Linked DNA regions of Homo sapiens: region 1 is linked to region 2. The links are chromatin contacts, found by Hi-C or POLR2A ChIA-PET in ENCODE. All regions are on one chromosome and are shown on one strand. The core of a region is the stretch at or near the end of the contact, and the rest is flanking DNA. Distances in the headings are between cores, read along the strand shown.

What was found. A loop is a pair of places that touch in the nucleus more often than their neighbours do. ChIA-PET counts read pairs that join two places held with the same protein, here RNA polymerase II (POLR2A). Pooled maps may share reads with other maps.
Region 1: a loop to region 2 is called in a pooled map, with 2.3 times the contacts of the local background. The contact joins two enhancer-like sites. A Hi-C loop is called at or near these places in 4 of 168 maps with a recorded cell type or tissue (HCT116, heart right ventricle, naive thymus-derived CD4-positive, alpha-beta T cell and 1 more) and 2 of 50 pooled maps. POLR2A ChIA-PET finds 5 or more read pairs at or near these places in 4 of 52 experiments (HCT116, MCF 10A, PC-9 and 1 more).

Annotation. Positions count from the first base shown.
Region 1 is chr4:30,801,464-30,804,163 of GRCh38, reverse strand. All of the region lies in intron 1 of PCDH7 (protocadherin 7), which reads right to left. Among named protein-coding and RNA genes, the nearest start is that of PCDH7, 82 kb to the right of the region's middle. Within about 2 kb of position 1,428, at least 2 of the 41 ENCODE cell types and tissues checked have a DNase peak (open chromatin) inside an H3K27ac peak, as active enhancers do; they include HCT116, where a contact is called at or near this core.
Region 2 is chr4:30,762,066-30,764,765 of GRCh38, reverse strand. All of the region lies in intron 1 of PCDH7 (protocadherin 7), which reads right to left. Among named protein-coding and RNA genes, the nearest start is that of PCDH7, 43 kb to the right of the region's middle. Within about 2 kb of position 1,255, at least 4 of the 41 ENCODE cell types and tissues checked have a DNase peak (open chromatin) inside an H3K27ac peak, as active enhancers do; they include HCT116, where a contact is called at or near this core.

The DNA of each region.
Region 1 (2,700 bases), core at 179-2,678, 39 kb before region 2:
ATATGATAATATAACCTATTTTAAACACTGCTATGGCTTAAATGTTTGTGTCATGTCCAAAATTCATGTTGAAACTTAAACCCAATGTAACAGTATTAAAAGGTGAGATCTTTAGGAGGCGATTAGGCCATGAGGGTTCTGTCCTGATGAAGAGGATCAGAACCCTTATAAAAGGGCTTGAGAAAACTGGTTAGTTTAAGTTTTATTCACATAGATTTCACTATATGCTAGAATACTGCTAAAAATAGTAATTTTTTGTCCCTCTTGGAAGTGGGACATTCTCTTGGATTTCCCCTTTCAATTCCAGGACATTGTTCCACTGCTTTATTTCAGTAAGTCTTACATTTACAAGGTCCAAACAATCAAACCTTCTAGCTGTCTTCTAAATCTAGTCATCCACAGTACTACATCAGTGTATTTGCATGTGCTATGCACAGTGGCTTATGCCTGTAATCCCAGCACTTTGGGACACCAAGGCAGGAGGATGGTTTTAAGTCAAGAGTTCAAGGCCAGCCTGGGTAACAGCAAGACCCTGTCTCTACAAAAAGTAAAAAATAAATTACTTGGGCATAGGGATATGCACCTGTAGTCCCAGCAGTGAGGAAGGCTGAAGCAGGAGGATCTCTTGAGCGCCGGAGTTTGAGGTTGCAGTGAGCCATAATGATGCCACTGCACCCCTGCTTAGGTGACAGAGCAAGACCCTGTCTCTAAGAAAAAAAAAATGCACTTGAATAACTTGGCAGCTGGTGTTTTATTGTTGCTTTTGTTGTTTCTATTGTTTTATCTTCTATAAATCATCACCATTCTCAATGACTTTGATGACATATTCCCCTATTTAGGTTTGAAATTCTTTTGCCTTATATTTCAGTGACAGTCACTTCTACTCAGCTTTGGCAATCACACTCACAGATACAAAATGGGCTGTTTTGAAACAAAAAAATGCTCTACTGTAATATCTAAAATTGTGAAATTTTCCTCTCTCATCACCTATCCCACTCACTCATGCTCACAAAACCTCCTCTTAAGCTTCAAAGGCTAATGACCTCCATGGCTTCACTCTTCCCTGAATTGGCAGTGTCTAATCCTTCCTGGCTTCACTTCCTTCTCTCCCTAATTTTGATCCCCCTGATAAACCATTTTCAACACACTTTCATGGGTGCAATTGATTTCTTCCCTTCTTTAACCTTCTCTCGCAGCTGCCTTGCCAATCCCATTACCAAATCAGTCCTACCATCTGTTTGCTCTCCTCCTCCTCCTGGGCTGCCAAGAGTTCCTGAGAAAATTGAATAACCATGCTGATTGACTCTGCTACAAATTTATGATTTCCGATGTCAGCTGAACCTTCAGAGCTGCTCAGCAGCCCTATTACTCATTCCTACTTGGCTGGTCTTCCCATTCCACACAGCAGCTGTTCCCACCACACCCTCCTCAGATCCCCACCCTTATCCTCATTCCCCTCAACCTCAACACATGATTTCCCCTCTTACTGCTGAAAATATTGAGCCTATCAGTTGTGAACCCCTTCCGCTTCCCTCCTCTATATCTCCAAATTTATCTGCATCTTTATTCATCTGGATCTCATTTTGCATCTCAAAAGAATCCTTATTCTTTTGTCCATCTGACTTTTTGATTCCACTCCTTCCTGCCTCTGACAGGATCTTGTTTCATCCATGTACTTTCTCCTTCCTGTTCAACCTCTAACTTTTTTTCAACCCACAAACCTACCAAATTTTCCTATTTTGTAAAAGAGATCATCCTTCCTCTCTTCCACTGCCGAACTGCTCTTTCCTTTTCTTTCCTGCATAAATTCTTGGCAAAGAATTTACTTAAAATTGGCTCCATAAAACTTGATGTATTATTAATAATTTTCTTGCCTGGCTACCATACTGATGAAACTATTAGAAATGCTATATAAAATAGCCTTTTCTCACTTCAGTTTTCTTGATCTGAATGATGGAGTTTGGCTTTGATATGAATTCATTCACTTACTAACCTGCGTGAATTTGAGCAAGTTACTTAATTACCCTAAGATTTGGCACCCTCACATTTAAGTTGAAGATCCATGAGTCACTTTTACACAATACAATTTTAACATACTCTTGTATTCTACTTTCTTTTGATAAGGACACCCTGCTTTCCCTTGAGCAAATTACTTTTCACCCACGGAATTTAGCCTGGTAGGACTGTTAGTCAAAAAATGTTACCCTTCTCTAACCAAAAGGTTGGCTAGTTTCTCCAACAGGACATTTCAGCAGCATTCTCTCTCTGGAATCTAAATAGTGAGCATAGGAATTAAATAAATTAACATAATTGGATTTAAGTCATTCCAGCAGTAGTGTTTGAAAGAGACAGTTTACCTGTTCCTATTAACTTCTCAATTTACTTCTACCCTCTGGAGCTGGAATACACCTTTTTCTTTCCTGCACATGTTTCTTCATCCTCCAGTATGACCTTGTGAGTTCCACTTCATGATTCATGAAGCTTTCTTTGGTTTAAAATATTAAGTGATAAACTTGAGTTCTATTTCTTTAAAACAAAATATGCTATTAGGATTAAATAAGATAATTTGTGTAATATCTTTAGTTTAAAGACTAGTGGCCTAGCAGGGATTGAATTGATTTTTATTATTATTGTTGCTTTTGATATTATTATTAGTATGTTGACTCCATGTATACTGAAACACTCCTTCTTTCCTTTCTA
Region 2 (2,700 bases), core at 6-2,505:
CTGGTGACAGAGCAAGTCTCTGTCAAAACAAACAAACAAACAAACAAACAAACAAACACCAAACATATAATCAGGTCAATTGTGTGCATTAGGTAGAATTAGACTTAGGTCTTCATCTCATATACCAATAAAGATCTAGTGAAACCTAAGGCTGGTATTTCAAAGTTAACACAGTGCATTTACAAACTTCGTTTCTTTCAATGTCATATAAAGATTTAACAGTAACATTTATTTTCACATGTTTGGGTAATCTTCAGTCAAGAATTGACTAGGCACTGTTGCATAAATAAATATCTTGGGATAAATGATAAATGATAAACAGTTTATAAAACTATATTCCTGAACCACTACTTAAAGTTAGATACAAGGATGGCTCGTTGATGCTAATGGAAATTAAAACTATATGGTAAAGTACCCATTAAGCATACGTTTAACCATTTGTGTGGTTAAACGCATTGCACCTTGATCTGAATTCTTGCAGAATACATGAAGACTCATTATCATTACAAATACTACATATGCTGGGTCAGGGCCATCTGATGTCAATGAAGTGTGTGTAACTTTACGAATCCAGGTAAGGATTCTCTCCTGGACACATATTTTCCTTACATATGGGTATCATTTACTACTGAAATTGAAATATGTATGTCTTACTAATGCCTGAAAGATTAGGATCTTTCAAATCCTAATTGGCTGCTTTAACAAAGTTAAGAGTAGGAAAGTAAGTATATTTAGTACAGTCATAGATTAAATGAAAAGAAACAAGCTCCGAGTGAGGATTTAGACATCAGTGAATTATGTGAGATTTCCTACATACATTTGGTAGCACCTCTTTCAGTTGCTCAGTGCTCTTTTTAGCTTGTTTCTCAGTTTCATTTTCATTCCAAATAGTAAAGGTTACACAGTGAATTAATGTTCAAAATGTGTAAATATATCAAAATGCAAGTAAGTATTTATAGTAAAGTAAGAAGAAACGGAAGACGATACACAAACGACTAGGATGTGAACAGTGTAATCTTCCTTTTTCTCTTTCCAAATGGTAGCTTAAGATATTGAGACCCTATTTCATCATTAATGAAAAGGGATTTGAGAAATACTGAGATCAAAAACAAAACGGATCCTGAAATCCCAGGCTAACAGAGCACTGTGGGATTATATTTCCTACTTCTGACTAGACAGCTATACCCATGAGGTAACAGCTGAAGCTAGTGAAACACTGATTTACTGACTTGTAATGAATGTACCTCAATGTTGAGAAGTTTCTAAGCCTCCGTGTTTATCTTACATATAAGTAGATGATTTTATATGGCCAATTTAAGAGAGCTGTTGACATTCGAAATAATTTCCCCTGCATTGTTTAGATAAAGATCACTGTGGTGAATCATCTATGAAAAATTGTAACTGTAGTTAGACTTTATAGCAATATGTTTCTGAGAAATCTTACTCATTGACTAATCAATATACAGTCAGAATTAGAAAATAAAGATTTAAAAATAATACAGCCATTTTAGGCTAAATATATTTATTTATGCTTTTATTTTTTTGAGACGGAGTTTCACTCTTGTCCCCAGGCCGGAGTGCAATGTGCAATGGCAGCTCACTGCAACCTCTGCCTCCCAGGTTCAAGCGATTCTCCTGCCTCAGCCTCCTGAGTAGCTGGGATTACAGGCTAATTTTGTATTTTTAGTAGAGACGGGGTTTCACCATGTTGGCCAGGCTGGTCTTGAACTCCTGGCCTCAGGTGATCCGCCCGCCTAGGCCTCCCAAAGTGCTGGTATTGCAGGCATGAGCCACCATGCCTGGCCTAGGCTAAATATATTTATATTTAAATTGCTGTTTGCCATTTACCTCTGCCCATCTCATTGGAGTGAGTAAACAAGTTTGGGATGTTCTGATTGTATGTCCATTCTAATGACAGATAAATAAGCATCCAGTAAACTTATAATTATTGGGAGAAATACCATGTTTGTTTGATTTTGTGTTTGCTTTAATTCCACATTTTACAACTGGCTTTACAGTTATAAAGCACTTGCTGCCTTACTCTGAAGATCTAATGCAATCCAGTCCAAGACAGTAATAATAGAAGACTAATGCTTTCCATTTAAACTAATATTTTCTTTGGTCTTTGAAAATCCTCAAGGGGTAAACTATTTTAATTTAATAGCTTCAATCGATCTTCAAATATTCAGCAATATTAAAAGCAAAGGGAATCCTTTTTTTTAATCAGCCAAGTTAGAACTAAAATAAATGAAGATTTCATATCATGAGTTCAGGAAGCAAGGGAAAAGAAGAGTAAATAACTTCCGACAAATAACCTTCTTTGAACGAATGATAATATGTTAAGAGTCTTGCTCTTGAAAAACTGAAGCTCTTATAGTTTTATTGCATATTGGATCAGTTTAGTTATTTATCTAATCATTCATATATTTAAAACAATGAATAATCATCCTTAAATGATCTTTTATATTATTTGTTATAATGTTTCCTATTGCCTCAGGGGAAAAAATGCGAATTTTAAGAAATACAAAATTGCTAAGAAAAAAACTACTGGTGTAAAGTTTCAGCATTTTAATAACACACAGCTTTTATAGCCGATTCTCCCAAGCATTCCATTCCAAGGGTGCTTATTTCAATTCTAGGAAGTCAAGTGGCATACAGGATTAATATATAAATGCAGTCACATTATCTCTGAATTCTATT